Linked DNA regions of Homo sapiens: region 2 is linked to region 1. A link is a loop called in an ENCODE intact Hi-C map of the cell type or tissue named here. Cell type or tissue: dorsolateral prefrontal cortex. All regions are shown on one strand. Links, peaks and the distances in the headings refer to the core of each region. The heading gives the core; the rest is flanking DNA.

What was found. Peaks named below come from ENCODE experiments on the same cell type or tissue, not always from the same donor. Only the 100,000 strongest peaks of a DNase experiment are listed, where the experiment ranks them.
Region 2: a loop joins it to region 1, with 2.5 times the contacts of the local background. A loop is called at or near these places in 13 of 110 quality-filtered maps.

Annotation. Positions count from the first base shown.
Region 1 is chr16:5,500,563-5,509,041 of GRCh38, reverse strand. It overlaps a transcript of RBFOX1 not described here. Among named protein-coding and RNA genes, the nearest start is that of LINC01570, 110 kb to the left of the region's middle. In dorsolateral prefrontal cortex, for the core only: a CTCF peak has its summit at 6,496 (motif pointing left); DNase peaks (open chromatin) are centred at 2,831, 4,461, 4,801 and 6,471; H3K27ac peaks cover 810 bases.
Region 2 is chr16:5,594,096-5,602,574 of GRCh38, reverse strand. LINC01570 (long intergenic non-protein coding RNA 1570) reads left to right here. Exons shown (of 3, transcript NR_110902.1): 3 at 911-1,406. It also overlaps a transcript of RBFOX1 not described here. Among named protein-coding and RNA genes, the nearest start is that of LINC01570, 18 kb to the left of the region's middle. In dorsolateral prefrontal cortex, for the core only: no CTCF peak of the experiment used is centred there; no DNase peak of the experiment used is centred there.

The DNA.
Region 1 (8,479 bases), core at 169-8,168:
TGACTGAGTAAGGGTGTAAGTGAGAGGGAAGGAAGTCCAGTTAACAATAGGACCCTGGAGTTTAAGTACATCCACTGCTTGAGATGAGTGGGCAAAGACGTAGAGGGTTCCTATGCTGGAGAGACGCGGCAGAACCCCCAGGTGGGTGGTTGCCGTAGGAACAGCCTCCGGGTCCACTTGACCATGAGGAATACAGTCCCACCACATTCCAGAGGCAATGTCAGCTCTCGACTTCTGCCAACCTGACTGCAGGGACATACTGTGAGCTGGCCCTGTGATCCCCACCTTCTGGTGGTCACAGTCTGTGCAATCTCCCCCGCCCCACCTTGGGTATGGCACTCTGTGCAATCGCTCTGTGCAGTCCTCCCCACCATCTTGGGTGTGGCACTCTGTACAATCGCTCTGTGCAGTCCCCCCACCCCCAACATCTTGGGTGTGGCACTCTGTGCAACTGCTCTGTGCAGTCCCCGCCACCATCTTGGGTGTGGCACTCTGTGCAATCACTCTGTGCAATCTCCCACCCGACCTCGGGAGTGGGCAGGACCTGTACTTTGTTTTTAATGAATAGAACACAGCCACATGTTCTATTCATGCCCACAGGAAGGCTGCAGCATCTACCTTGCTAGGAGACTCTGTCTCTCTCTCACCCTTGCTGCTAGCTGGGATGCAACAAGTGGCCGCATTGGAGTGGGGAGATGCAGGTAGTTGGCAAGGAGCTGAGGGTGGCCCCTGAGCAATGTCAGTGGATCTCAGACTTACAGACACAAAGGACTGCATCCACCCAGACGAGCCTCAGATGAGACCCTCGCCCTGGCCAATGCCTGCATTGCAGTCTGTGAGACTCAGAAGCAGATGATGCAGCTAAACCACGTCCAGACCCCCAGCACACAGAAACTTTACTATGTTGTATTAGGCTGCCAAGTTTGCATACTATTGTTCCATAGCAATAGAAAACTAGCATGTCAGAGGGGCCGGGGACTGTCCATGGGGGTTTCCCTTCTACATTTTTCCCCACTCCTGATGGGACACCTTGCTCATGGGTCAATGCCATGTGAGCTTCCCAGGGCTGCCATAACAAATCACCCCAAACCAGATGGCCTAAAACAACACATAAGCATTCTCATGCTGGAGGGCAGAACTCTAAGATGGAGGTGTCAGCAGGGCCACACTCCCTCTGAAGGCTCTAGGAAGAGACCCTCCTTGCGTCTTCCCAGCTTCTGGTGGTTCCAGCGATCCTTGGGGTTCATTGGCTTGTGGCTGCACCTCTCCCACCTCTGCCTCTGTCTTCACATGGCCTTTTTCCTCTGTGTGTGTCTGTTTCCAAAGTTCATCTTTTTATAAGGACACCAGTCACTGGATTAAGACCCACCCCACTCCAGTATGACCTCATCTTAACTGGATTATACTGCAAAGACCCTATTTCCAAATAAGGTCACATTCACAGGCATGAAGGGTTAGGACTTCAACATATCTTGTGGTGGGGGACACAATTCAACCCACAACAGATGCTGTCTTCAGACCCAGAAAACAGAGTACGTGGCTCTCTGCCAATTCCAGCCCACTGGGAAGCTGCCTGCTCTCTCCCATTCCCACGCCAACCCCCATTCATGCACCACATGTTTTCTGAACACCTATGTGTGCCACCCACTGATGGAGAAACTGGGGGGAACAAAGCCAAGACAATCCCTCCTCGCATGGAGCTTGCATTCTGCTTGGGGAGCAGTGAGAGAAAATCAACAGCAACAAATAAAGGAAACCATCTCCAATCATGGCAAATGGTATAATAATAGCAACAGCAGTGATGACAGTCATGGTGGCCGCAGTGGTTGGTGTTGCTTATTCGGTGCCAGGCATCATTCTAATTCACACACCCGAATTTGTTTTCTTCATCCTGACCACAACCCAAGTAGCTACTTATCAACCTCACTTTACAGGCAGGGAAATTGAGGCACAGAGAGCCTGCACACAACCAACAGCAGAGCCTGGATCTGAACCCAGGCAGCCAAGCTCCAGGGGTCCATTATGAAGAAAACAAAAAGGTAGAGAACAGAATAGGCTTTGAGATCTGGTGGTCTCTGAGACGGGGCTTTTGAGTCAAGACTTGAAGAAAGACTAGTAGGGGGGACTCCAGATTGGAGTGGGTGGAGGGGGAAATGCAAATGGAGGGTATCAAAATGCTAAAAGGATCTATAGCTGGAGAAGAGTTTAGACCCCACTCCCAAGGTGGAAGCTCCTGAATTACCCAGTGGTCGTACCCAACAGAGCAGACTGGTAAAACTTTCAACATTTCAAGAAAGAAGGGGTCTTGGAGATCAAGATGTCCCTGGGGAAGCCGTAACCCACACCTCACTCCCTTCTCTGTGGCGTCATCTCCAGTCTATAGCCCACCTTCTCTGTGATCAGGCCAGCCCCACTGCCTGGGGTGATTAATAGGTTTAATTTATCATTAACTTCCATGGAGCTGAGCTAGGCTGGCTGCACCTCCAGAGCAGTGTGTGGGCAGCTGCAGGGTGAGCAGAAGCCTTTGTGTACTTATTTATATTCATTTTGCACTGGGGACATTCCTAATTTGTTTGTTTTTCTCTGGTCTGGGTTCACGTACCTGAACTTGGAAGGCTGGGACTAGACCAAGAAAGGATTGGGGTTTAGAGTCCACGGAGTCAGAGAAGGACAGAGAGGGAGAGAAAGGACAGAGGACGACCTGTGAGGAGCTATCCGCGACTTACGTCTCTGTGCCTGCAGGCTGCCAAGCATCCTATTCTCGCAAATGTGGCTGGAGCAAGTTGCTGGTGCAGGCACAGTGCTCAGTACTGGTGTAGGAGAGGTGGGAGGACACTGGGAACCCTGCCTTCAGAAAGTTCCCGGAACACTGTGAAGACAGGCACATTAATGATTTCAAAGCAAGCTTGGCAGACCAGCAGGAGGAGGTGTGTGAGGCAGTGTGGGCTCAAAGGCAAGGGAAGGGCTCCTCATTTCTGGTGAGGTTTCAGAGTCTAGGACTCTGAGAGATACCCTGAAATCCAGGCATCATCTTCCCTCCTTCCCTAACTGATATACACACAATCTGGGTCAATGCGGGAGGGGAGGGTGAGAAAAAGTCTATAGCAGAGAGATTTTGAGCAGGGATGGAAGGGTGAGAGTGGGCTCTGTTTGCTGGTAGAAATGTCATGGCAGGGTGAGGCTTCATCCCTCTAGACACACACGCAAACCACGGTCTAGGGAGAAGGTACCAGACAGCTGCCAGGGGTATCCCCAAGCAGCCCTCCAAAAGCCATGGACTTCACAAGTGTGGCAGAATGGGTCTCTCTTCCCTCTCCCGCTTCCTGGACAATGTAAGATGGTATCTTTTGTCACACAATTCAAGGCTGGAAAGGAGAGACATACTCTGTATGTGATAAGACACAGGCACTCACCCAGGGAAGACAGTATTCAGCACAGTGCCTGATGTAGTTGCATGTAAGCTCCTCCCAAAAACCAGACCACTGTGAGGGGTAAGAGGGGCTGCAGGAGACAGGGCTTCTGGTGGGACTCTCTGCCCACCCACATAGGGCACCCCTGGAATCTCAGGCTGCAAATGTTGCTCAGACACTAAACCCACCCCCAATTCTCTACCACCCTATAAAAATGTGTAGCTGGAGTCTGAAATATGAGATAGAACAAACTCTGGGATTCTAGGAGCAGCAATAGAAGCAGAATAAGACGACAGGCACCAAGCAGGGAAAATGCAGGCTTTGGTTCAATGGTTTCTGCCACCTACAGTTCAGGGTTATCCCAACGCCCCCTGCGTTAAGCACAGAGGTGGAAATTCCAGGTTTTAAGTAGAGGAGAAGGGGGCAAGAAGGGGTCATACAAGAGGTTTATGCAGCCTACAATGTCAAGCTTTCATTGCTTGCTTTAATAACAGCTTTACTGAGCTATAACTCATACACTGCACAATTCCCCCACTGAAAGTGCCCATCTCAAGTGGTGTTTGGTATATCCACAGGGCTATGCAACCAGCGCCTTGACCAGCTTTAGAACACGTTCATCACTCCTCAAAGAAACCTGCACCCTTCAGCTCTCACCTCCCAAACCCATCGTCCCCAGCCCCTAGGACAACCACTGATTCACTGTCTCTAGGGATTCACTGTCTGTCTCTACAGATCTGCCTAGTCTGAAAGTTTCCTGGAATGGCCTCCTTCCTTCTCCACAGGGGTCAGCAAGCCCTCATGCCAGCTCCAACGTCACCGCTCATGGCCAGTTACTCCCTTGGTCTTCCCAAGCCTCCGCATCCTCCTCTGAAGGTGGGGCTGGTGAGGGTTCCTTCCCCACAGAGCTGCAGGGAGGATTATGGAAGTTAATGCCTATGGCAGTGTCTGGTGTCTAGCAAATGCTCAGCAAATGGTAGACAGTACATCTGCTCTTGTGTGCTTGTGCCTGGTTTACTTGCTGGGAGCCAAACCGGGCCCTCCCCTTTGATGATAAGTAACAGACAATCCAACCCACCAGGCGCGTGGAGGGCGTCAGCAGAGCCTATCTGTGAATGGAGGCATTTTTATGATCGTGCGTGTGTGGACAGTGACTGCCTCAGCTCTTGGTCAGAAAGGTCAATGCCATTGGCCCTACTGCAGGAAACTGCTTCTCAATGGCCTGAAGACAAAAGCCCCAGGTTTCCTTGTTATCCAGGAGCCTGGGCCAGGCTGGGCAAGCGTTGCAGAGCCAAGTCCGAGGCCCAGCAGGCTCCTGGCAGGCCCTGCCTCAAAGTTGGCAGCTGTTGGGTCCTGGGAGGCGGCCTGCTCTGTGCTCTGGGCTCTCAGGGATCAGGGAAGGGGTAGGAATAATCAGGTGACATGCTCCAGGGGTGCTGCTGCTCTTGGCAGAGCCTCAAATCGAGTTTGAAATGAGTAATCCTGAGCCAAGCTGCTTGTGCTGTGAGCAATGAGGCTGGTTGGCAAGTTCCCTCCGCCCCCAGCCATCGCCCTCTGGAGATGCTGCTCCAGATGCCAGGAAGGGGCTGGAGGGGCCCCAAACCAGCCCCCCAGAGACAAAGGGTAAGCCAGCTCTCCTCACCATGATGAGAAGAGGGGCATGGCTGAGCCTCAGCAAAGAAGAAAGGAGGCTATTTATATGAAATGGCCACAACAGGCAAATCTGTAGAGATAGAAAGTAGATGAGTGTTTGCCAGGGGCTGGGAGGACCAGACAATAGGGGTTTGATAGCTTAAGAGTAGAGAGTTTCTTTGGGGAGGGGATGAACATGTTCTAAAAGTGATGGTGGAGATGGTTGCACAACTTTGAATATACTTAAAACCATTGTCTTGGCCAGGTATGGTGGCTCATGCTTGTAATACCAGCACTTTGGGAGGCCGAGGCAGATGGATCACCTCAGGTCAGGAGTTCAAGACCAACCTGACCAACATGGGGAAACCTCATCTCTACTACAATAACAAAAAGTAGCCTGGTGTGGTGGCTCACACCTATAGTCCCAGCTACTCAGGAGGCCAAGGCACAAGAATCGCTTGAACCCAGGAGGTAGAGGCTACAGTGAGCCGTGATTGCGCCATGCGCCACTGCACTCCAGCCTGGGCGACAGAGCAAGACTCCGTCTCAAAAAACAAAAACAAAACAAAGAAAGAAACCAGTGTCTTGTACACTTGAAATTGATGAATTATATGGTGTGTGAATTATATCTCAGTAAACCTATTCCAAAAAGAAGAGGGGTGAGGGAGATTCAAGAGTGGGGGACAGTGGTGAAATTACTTCCCACGGGTACAACTCTCTGTCCGTAATACCAGAGGTCCTCTTGGATCTTCCTATAAGAACAAAAATAAGTGCAAAGATACATGGGGTACTGCACAGAGGAGGACACTGTGGCACAGAGATGTTAATTCTCTTGCCGGAAGTCACACAGCAGTCAATGGCAGAACTGCGGCTCCACCCTGGGGGTGTGGTTCCAGAGCCTGCACCCTTCTCTCCTGTGCCCTGTTTCCCCAGCTGAAATGCAGCTTCCACACTTGCATGGGGCATCTGAAAAGCCCCAGGGAAGAAAGAGGAAATATTTTAGGAGAGATGTGTATTGGACACGTCTAAATAGAATGATCCAAGCAATCGTTGTAGCAAGATCAGAATTTCCTCTGCAGGGGGAGTCCATCTTTCTAGGGACTGTATTGTTCAAGATCTCAATCAGAATTGCTCCTGTGCTCTGGTCTCCCTGCCCTGGCTATTTCTCAGGGTCCCCTGAGACGCGGAAGAGTCTGGAACTGACGGGAGATGGTCTGATAAAGTTCCAGCCTTCGGGGGCAGGCTCTGGTGCACTGCAGACTCTGCAGACATCTGCAGACAGACTATAACTCAATAGAGGATTCTGTTAATATGGTTGCTGCCTGTTCTAACCCCTTCGACTCCCAGCCTAACCACTGCAGAGATAACAGAGGCTGGAGGCGCCTTGGACCTGATTGCATTTTCTCCCCTCTCGCTGCCCTGCAAAGATGGACTTTGTCAGGCTTCTGCTGCCACCTACAGTAACAGCAACAAAAGGCAGGTCTCCAGCCAGACCCAGAGAAGCAGAGCAGGGGGCTTCCAGAACAGGGACACTAGGGGCCGGAGCCTGAGGTCCAACCTCCATGTCCACCCCCTGACCCTCAGGCAAGCCGAGGAAGAATGATCAGGAGCCTTCTCCACATCCCACCCCTACAGTGTCCACATCCCACCCTTACAGTGTCCCCATCCACTGGGACACACCAGCACAGAAGTCACACAGGGACGGGAGGACCATCTCTCCATTTCATGGGGTGAAAGGCATCCCTGCCGTTCTTCCTAAAGATTTCCTGAGGATATTCTAATCCTTCTGCCCAAAGCTGCTGCCTCCATGCCATCTCATTCACCCCCTACTCTAGGAAGCCTCTCTTGATTTCTTCCCCTAGTTTAGCTAACCCTACAACCACCTTCTGCCGGCCATACTGGTCACTCTAAATTGTAGCTGCTTACCTGTCTCCTCAGTAATCATAACAATTAATAATAATAATAATAATAATAATAGTGAGCTGGGCATGGTGGCTCATGCCTGTAATCCCAGCACTTTGGGAGGCCAAGGTGGGAGGATCACTTGAGGCCAGGAGTTCGAGACCAGCTTGGGCAACATAGCAAGACCCATCTCTACAAAAAAAATAAATAAATAAAAATTAGCTGGGCATGGTAACAAATGCCTGTAGTCCCAGCATGTACTGGGAGGCTGAGGCAGGAGAATCACTTGAGCCCAGGAGTTTGAGACTGCAGGGAGCTGTGACCGCACCACTACACTCCAGCCTGGGTGACAGAGCAAGATCTTGTCTCTAAAATAATAATAGTAATCATCAGATTAACATTCACTGGGTACTACCCACACACCATGAACTGTGTTTGGAGATTTGACGGCATCATCTCATTTAATATTTGAGCAACTTAGGAGGAAGATGCTATAATTGCCTTCATTTAACAGAGGGGAAAAACGAGACTGCAAGGTTAAAGTAATTTAGCCAAAGCCAGCCTTGGATTTGAATCCAGCCCATCTGCCTCCAGAGACAAACCCTCTTCCCCCAGGATTCAGCCTGCCTCCCCACCACTCCTCACCAACCCTTCCACTAGATCGACAGGGCGTCCGCATAGTTTGTCTGCTATTCATTCATTTAGAAATGTGGGAGCCTGCTTGGCTGGGGAATAGATAATTGATAATTTTATTTTTTCTTTTTTTTTTTTTTTTTTTTTTTGTAGACAGAGTCTCGTTTTGTCATCCAGGCTGGAATGTAGTGGAGCAATCTCAACTCACTGCAACCTCCGCCTCCCGAGTTCAATCGATTCTCCTGTCTCGGCCACCCTAGTAGCTGGGATTACAGGCACCCACCACCACACCCAGATAATTTTTTTGTATTTTCAGTAGAGATGGGGTTTCACCATGTTGGCCAAGCTGGTCTCAAACTCCTGACCTCAGGTGACCCGCCCACCTCGGCCTCCCAAAGTGCTGGGATTACAGGGGTGAAACACCGCGCCTGGCCGTGTTTTCTTTTTTCAGGCTCATGGAATGTTGAAAGTCATTGCTGTAAAACTTCAAAATTATGATGCCTGCCCATGAAGAGGCACCACTGGGCTTAACTTCTCCCAGCCATAATTCCTTGTCCTTACATGACATCTCTCTGGAGTTTGGGATCTATGTGAGGTAGACTAGAGAAAAAGCTATAATCTGAAAGGCAATTCGTAAGTATAGGATGAAAGCTGGGAGACCAGTTAGCCTCTGAGTCAACTGTGTGGTGAAGTTACCACGCAAAAAGCTTATGGAATTAGAGGCTGCACTAAGAAATGCTGATAAGACACTTTGCCAACGGGACCATATCTGAAGCATTCAATGTTGGGACCCATACACTGAGGCTGCTGGCTGAGGATGGTGTGTCTGGATAGAGTGACTTAGGTTGAGAGAGAACTCTAGGTCCTGACATAGCTGATGGCAGAGACAGAAAGAGCATGAAGTA
Region 2 (8,479 bases), core at 112-8,111, 94 kb before region 1:
CACAATTGGAATCATATAATACAGGCTGTATTTCTCACTCAACAGTATGTCATGTGCATCTTTCCAAGTCAATAAACATAAATCCTCACCACAAAATCCTAGCAGCAGCTTGGAATTGGACTTTATGGATATACACAATTGACTTAAACTATCCCTTACTGAGGGATATTGAGGGTACATCTTTTTAAAAATTATTTGTGCTACTACAATCATTTCCTTAATAAATATACAAACACATCTCACACTTGTACAATCATCTCCAAGGTGCAAATTCCCAGAAGTGTAATTGCTAGACCAAAGATGGAACACATTTTACATTTTGACACATGTGAATGTGAGGCAATCTGCCATCCAGAGATGGTCAGGCCAACATATGCTGCCTCCAGTAGAGGTCGTCAAAATGACTGCTTCTACCCATGACACATTCCAAGGCAAGACAGGAAGCTGACCTGTGAGAGTCCAGCCAGAAGGACCCAGCTCAGCAGCCCTGCTACAGTCAGAGGGTGGAGATGGAGGAGCAGGTTAAGGCAACTGGATCCTCACAGCCTGAATCTCTGCAAACCTAGAAGACTCTACAGCCTCCAGAGGAGAAACCAGCAGGATACCATCATCCCTTCCACTAGAGAGAACACATCAGCCTCCATGAGTGAGGTTGGGGGCCAGGAAATACCTGACCCAACCCAAGAGAGCTAAAAATCTAGCAGGCATAGGCACTATTCTAAGCACTGGGGAAATGGAGCCATCTCAGACACCTTTGATCCTATTGTGGGCAATTAACTTTTTCAACTACTTTCCCTTCAAAAGCTTCTGTGCCACCAATATCAAGGCTCTTTAGTAAGTCACTTTCCTGCTCCACGCCTCATTTCCCCATCTGCAAAATGTGTTTAGTATCTTTGTTTTCTTTCCATAGACTCAGTGTGACATTACAAGCATCCTGGGTGGAACTGCAAGACATAGTTATTTCAAGATTATGAAGAGTGTGGTAGCCAAACTCCAAGATGGCCGCATGATCCCTCCTCCAGGTACTCGTGCCCTTGTATGGTATGCTCCCACAGTCTTCCGAGGATTCCGTTGTATGACTGATCGAATACAGCAGAGGCGATGGCATAGGACATCTGAGGCTACATCATCTAAGGGATACACAGGAATTCACTCCCATCCTCCCATGTGGCTTCTACTTTGCTCTTAATCTCTCAGATCTCTCACCCTGGCAGACACCATCCACCATGTCCTGAGGACACTCAAGCAGCTCTGTGGCCTCCTGACAATAGCTGTTAGGTGAAACACCTTGGGTGCAGACCCTCTAGCCCCACTCCAGCCTTCAGAAGACAGCAGCCCCAGCTCACATGGGACCCTGAGCCAGACCACCAAGCAAACCACTCCCAGATTCCTGACCCACAGAAACTGTGAGATAATGAAAGTCTGCTGTTAGAAGTCACTAAGTTCAGTGTAACTGTCACGGGCAAGAGACAGCCAATACAATACTTTCGTGCTTCATACATCATTTTTCCATCTATCCAAAATGGGAAGAATACTTCACAGACTTGATGTGAAGCTGCAAGACTCCTGGTACTCCACTGATGCAGGTGGGTCAGAGGGTAAGTCCAGGCTGTGTGACCATGGGCAATTACTTTGAGTTTTGGTTTCCTAAGCCACAAAATGAGGATAAAAACAGCACACACCTTACGGAGTCATTGAGAGGATGTTAAAAGAACAGAGATCAAACATTTGGTCAACTGAAAAGTGGGATAAGAAAGTTGGGTGTGTGGTTGTCATTTTTCATCATCCCTTTCCTCTTCTTCCTCTTCTTCTTGGCATCACAGGTAAACACTACTTTCAGATGATCCATTAATGAGGTTTATTATAAAAATCCAGCCTGGAAAGTCATTTTGGGGGAATAGACAAGCACCAAGCAGTGGGCCCTTACAGATTCCAGTTTACACCAAGCAGTGGGCCCTTAGAGATTCCAGTTTGCACGAAGGGTCAGTATAGCTTGGTGCATAAAGAGGAGGGAACATTCCAAATACAGAGCACACTCATGGACAAGGCCCAGGGCCAAGCAGACTTTTTTTTTTTTTTTTTTTTTTTGAGACAGGCTCTTACTCTGTTTGCCCAGGCTGGAGTGCAGTGGCATAATCATAGCTCACTGCAGCCTCCATCTCCTGGGCTCAAGCAATCCTCCCACCTCAGCCTCCCGAGTGTCTGAGACTGCAGGCGCACAACACCACGCTCAGCTAATTTGGTTTTGTTTTTTTTTTATTTTTTTTTATTTTTTTGAGACGGAGTCTCGCTCTCGTCCAGGCTGGGGTGCAGTGGCGCGATCTTGGCTCACTGCAAGCTCTGCCTCCCAGGTTCATGCCATTCTCCTGCCTCAGCCTCCTGAGTAGCTGGGACTACAGGCACCTGACAACATGCCTGGCTAATTTTTTTTTTTTTTTTTTGTATTTTTAGTAGAGACAGGGTTTCACCATGTTATCCAGGATGGCCTCGATCTCCTGACCTCTTGATCAGCCCACCTCAGCCTCCCAAAGTGCTGGGATTACAGGTGTGAGCCACCGTGCCCGGCCTAATTTGTTTATTTTTTGTAGAGATGTTGCCCAGGCTGGTCTCCAACTCCTGAGCTCAAGCAATCCTCTTACCTTGGCCTCCCAAAGGGCTGGGATTATAGGTGTGATCCATTAGGCCTAGCCATGAACATCTTTTGATAAAAGAATTTACTCTCAGCCTTTCACTTACCACTATCACAATGTCTCACCATACCTACATTACGATTTCCATTCTGTTATTTCCATATCATTTTTTGTCTTTGAGTCAACTCACTTTATGTTAAACTTTTTTTGAAGGAAATTTCATACCACTGCCATTAACGGAAAGCTAGTAGTGATGGCTATAAAGAGAAAATCATCATAAAATGAAATACATAATGATGAATACCAAACAGCAACAGTCTGTGTGCCACTTGAAGGTGCCATCCCAAGGTCACCAACAATACACAAACAGGTCACACTTGGGGAATGCACCACACCATGATTGCATTGCCGAGAGGCGGTGCATGAGTGATTTCAGAAGTATCTGTGCAGGGAACTTCCTGGCCACTGTTATTCGTGGGTGACAGATGAGGGATACACGGGAATTCACTGCCATCATCCCAGGTTATGTACCCCAGTGACTCCAAGCCCAATGCCATGATGCAGGACCCCAGAGCACTCAGTAAGCATTCCTGTCCTTACTAGGAAGACAACCCAATGACATTCGACTTCTTTCACGTGCTCCCACAACCTGGGGCCGTCACACCAGGGCGCAGAGGGACCAATTTGCAGCCTTGTCACCAACCACTGTGCCCCGGATCTGTCCACCAAGTGGGCCTGGTCTTTTTTAGAGGACAGAATACAGCTCTCACACCATGTACCAGAGGCTGGGAATACGGCCCAAGTGATAGAAATTGTGCAAGTGCTCTGGAAAATTTATTCCCCTCAAACCCAGTTAATTCTCCAGCAAGATCAGTTTCAGGTAAAAACCATTCCCGGTGATTGATGACGGAGACCAAAGAGGCTGAAAAGGATGCAAAAGTAGTTTCAAAATCTAATCTGTTCAGCAAAATGCTTCTACTTACGGAGTCTTGCAGGCTGTTCTTGGCACCGGGGAGGAGGGTTGAATTTTCAGACTTGTAGTCCTGGCAAAAAACAAACAAATAGAGAAAAAGGTTGGGGAAGCCGGGTTGAGGAAAAAAATTCTAACCTTGAGTAACCCAGTTTAGCACAACCCAGAATGTCTCACCACGTTTAGCCACAGTACCCTCTGTCTCTCCACCCATCCCCTGCAGGGGTCAAGACCTGCATTGCCCTGCGCAATGGCCACAAGCCCGATATGGCTACAAAGCCCCGTGGCTAGTCTCATTGAAATGGGCTGTATACATAAAATAGTCACTGGGTTTTCAGGACATGATGAAGAAAATGAATATAAAACACCTCATTAATATTAATATTTCATTATTTTTATATCGATTACATGTTAGAAAGACATTTAATAATATATAAAAATAAAATATATTGCTATGTTTAAAAATGTAAATATATTAAGACTATCTCAAAGGAAGTTTATTATTACAGTTAATCTCATCCGTTTCTTTTTACTTTTTAGTGTGGCTACCAGCAAATGCTAAATTGCATCTTTGACTCCGCTGACACTCCTGAGGCAGTGCTGGTCCGGATGTTTCTCAGTGTGGACTCCTCGTCCCAGACCGAGGATGCTGGGGGTCCCTAACCTTCCACCTTCCACTCCAGCAACACTTTGCATCTAGGGAGCATCTGCAATGCTATGCACTACTTTTTTTATTTATTTTTTTTTTTTTGAGACAGAGTCTCCCTCTGTCACTCAACCTCCCAAGTTGCTGGGACTATAGGCACCCGCCACCACACCTGGATAAGTTTTTGTATTTTTAGTAGATACAGGGAATCGCCATGTTGGCCAGGCTGGTCTCGAACTCCTGACCTCAGGTGATCCACCTGCCTCGGCCTCCCAAAGTACTAACATTACCGGCCTGAGCCACCACACCCAGCCACTGTGTATTTCTTGTGCATTTTCACCCTGAATCCTTACTAGGGTATTAAGAAGTAGGTCTTAACCTCAGCCCCGTCTCACAGGTGAAGAAGCAAAAGAGAGGCTGACGGATTTGTCCAAGGTAACACAGCACTCAGCAGGGTTGCAGTGGAGCCTCAGCTTGAACTGAGCATGCCTACTGCAAACACTGGGATGTGAATCACCGTCGTAGTATTCCCAAAGCCTTCGTCCACCTTTCCACGAGGTACAGCGCAGGAGCATGTTAAAGCTGGCCACCATCAACTCTAGGGAACTGCTCCTGCCTCAAAAGTGTCAGCAATGCCTAAAGCTCTACAATGTCATTAATCAAAAGTCAGCAAGGCCGAGGCGGACAGATCACCTGAGGTCAGGAGCTCCAGACTAGTCTGGCCAACATGGTGAAACACCGTCTCTACTAAAAGTACAAAATCAGCCAGGCTGTGGTGGCGGGCACCTGTAATCTCAGCTACTTGGGAGGCTAAGGGAGGAGAATCGCTTGAACCTGGGAGGTACAGGTTGCAGTGAGCCAAGACCACCGCCATTGCACTCCAGCCTGAGCGACGAGATCAAAACCCCAACTCAAAAAAAAAAAAAAAAAAAAGTCAGCAAGCTTTGGCCTGGGGTCACCCCTTTAACTTCCTGGGCAGAGAGAGGGTCGTGTGTGTCTCAAGCAAGACCCTGTCTCAAAAGAGAGAGGGCGGGAGAGCAACGGAGAGAAAGAGGGAAGGACAGAGAGGTGCAGAGAAAGCGGGAGGGGGGTGGGAAGGAGAGGTGTATAAAAAGAGAGAGAGACAAAGATATAGACAGACACAGATATCAAAAGAGAGAGAAACAGAGGGGGACAGAAGCTACCTACTCTTTCCTGTACCAGCCACAAGAATTACTCAGACCCACCCACAGAGTTCTGGGATTTCTGTTTCTGTACATCGTTTCTGAACTTATAATGAGAAGACACATATTTTATTGTTTCTCTTTTTGCAGTTTTCTAGTAGACATTGGTCATGGAAAAATCTGGTGACCAAGAAATCAAAAATGTGTTTGTTCCCCTCCTTCCTCAACACAGAGAATGGTCCTCATGCCACATCCACCCTCCAGCTTATTGAAGTGAACAAATAAACACAAATGATGTCCCCTGCTTCCAGCGACTGTCTAAAGTAGTAGCCTGAATGGGGAGAGAAGGGGGAGGAGGATGATGCAGTGATTTTGCTGCCAGATGCGTCAATTCTCCTTTGAGAGAATGTCCACTGGTCTGAGAATGTCTGGCTTTTGTCACTTTCTTTTCAGTCCCACTTTATAGATGGACCAAGAAAAAACTGCACTTGATCAACGAGTTAAGCGCAATAGCAGATTTCAACCCAGTGACAAGACCCAAGTGTTACTAGATGCCCTGGGATCCCTATCTACAGCCTGGTCCTTTCTTTGAGACGGGCCTCCCTCCCAGACTCACAGGTGACCCAGTACCTTGCCCAATTCCATCTAGTCTAGGGACACACTCCTGCCCCAGGCAGCATGAATCAATCTGTCTTTCTCAGTAACAGAAACAGAGACCCATGGAAATGGTCACTGCATTGTGTTGGACTTCCTAAGTCCAAGACCTTGCATGTGAAGCCAGTATTGGCTTCGTAGCAACCACCAGCCTTAGGAAGGTAAAATTAGGTTTGAGTCAAAATTAAGAGTCTTCCAGGGGAAGCTGATTGGAAGAAAAGAGAATAGAGGATCTAGGCAACCAGTATCCCAGAGCCTGGAAATAGACAAGTTAGGACTCACACTCGAGTATGATCTTACTTGGGAACCTAGCTACCAGATGAAATTCCTATCCAGCTGCCCCTGCAGAGCCTTCTTCCTCTTTGCCCCTTCCACACTTTCCAGCCCCTTCCCCCTAGCTAGGGGCTTTCCCTCTCCACATCCCTGAGCCTGAGGTCCCAGAGGCCTGGTGTCCTCTTTAGCTGTCTATCTCTCATTGTGCCGCACTTCCGTGTCATTTTCATCAGGAGCACAGGAAGCCTTCACTCCTAGGAGACAGAAGATGGTACCAACTCAATCTGCTCTTCTCAAGAGACTTTTTCTGCCCTTCCTGCCACTTTTACACCTCTCCATACCCTGGAACTAGACATGCACCCTAACCCTAGATTAGCACCCTCCTTCTTAACGCAGTCCCTGTGCTATCTGAACAAAGCAGCAAGCTCTGTGCCCAATCCCGTGTGTCCCTATTTTCCTCCTTAACTCGAAAACAGAGACAAGCACATATTAACATTCTAAGTCTGACTGAGTTGGGGAAACAGAGCCAAGAGATGCAGCGAGGGAGGTAGTGGCTGTCTGATACTGTTCTGGTTTTCAGAAAGCCCAGGTCTTTTCCCTGAATCCTTACAATAAGCCTCCATATCATTTGAGCTGGCCTGATCCATTCAGATGAAAATTCTTGAGGCGTACAGAGAAGATCTGATCTGCAACCCTTTTTAGATCCCAAACCAGGGTCCCGAACCAGCTGTCACTCTGGTCGCTGTCTGCCATTCTTCTCTTCCCTGCAAGTTCTGCTCCCTCATTTTCCACCCACTTGTTAGAAGTCTAGTAGTCTCCCCTGGAAATGTATGCCCTCTTGCGCCTCAGTTTACAGCTTTCAAAAGCTGGGACATGAATCCCCAGCAGCAAGGATTTAGCCAGTTAAGACAGTGACCCAGGCAGAGATCCCAGATGGGCCATCAAACATCATCCAATACAGATTTGTCATGGGCTGGTGTCAGCTCCCAGAGGTGGCATTAGAAGGTGATATTCTTTGCATAACAACTGCCTTTACAGGGTCTTTTCCTGTTTGGAAATGTCTTTGGGGAAACATGGTTTTTTTGTGGTTTTTGAGATGGAGTCTTGCTCTGACACCCAGGCTAGAGTGCAGTGGCAGGATCTTGACTCACCACAACCTCCACCTCCCAGGTTCAAACAATTCTCCTGCCTCAGCCTCCTGAGCAGCTGGGATTGGAGGTGCCCACCACCATACCTGGCTAATTTTTTTTTTTTTTTTTTTTTTTTTTTAGTAGAGACAGGGTTTTACCATGTTGGCCAGGCTGGTCTCCAACTCCTGACCTCAAGTGATCCACCTGCTTCAACCTCCCAAAGTGCTGGGATTATAGACATGAGCCACCACATTCAGCCACACATTTTTGTGTATATAAATACTTACATAGACATGTAAAAGTAAAATAAATCTTGGAGGCCCCTGAATCACTAAGCTAAAGGGAAAAGTCAAGCTAGGAACTGTTTAGGGCCAACTTGCCTCCCATTGCATTCAAAGTCACCTCTCTGCTCAATGACATAAATGCCTATCTATCTGACTGTCTCCTTTGGAGATGCTAATCAGAAACTCAAAAGAATGAAACCATTTGTCTCTTTTCTACCTCTGACCTGGAAGCCTCCTCTCCCAGTGTCTCCCTGTCTTCCTGCCTTTGCTTCAAGTTCTCCCGCCTTTCCAGATGAAGAAACCAATGTTCACCTTGCATATGCATTGATGTCTTATGTCTCCCTAAAATGTATAAAATCAAACTATGCTCTGACCTTGGGCAGATGTCGTCAGGACCTCCTGAGGCTGTGTCACAGGCCTGTGTCCTCAACCCTGGAAAAATAAACTTTCTAAATTAACTGAGACCTGTGTCTCAGATTTTCGGGGCTCACAGACATATTCATGTAATCTTGTGAGCGTTTATGTGCCCACCTATGAATAGCCACATCCAGATGTATCAATCTTTGTATCTATAGTCACATAGAATAAAGATGTAGGAGGTGGAAAAAAATAAACACTCCATCCTACAGGTTAACAGAAGGCCAAGACCATGGCCAATCAAAGCTTCCTGAGCAATGGACAGAGGGTGTGGGGTCAGAGGTGGGGTTCTGGGTGCATGATGAGTTCCCA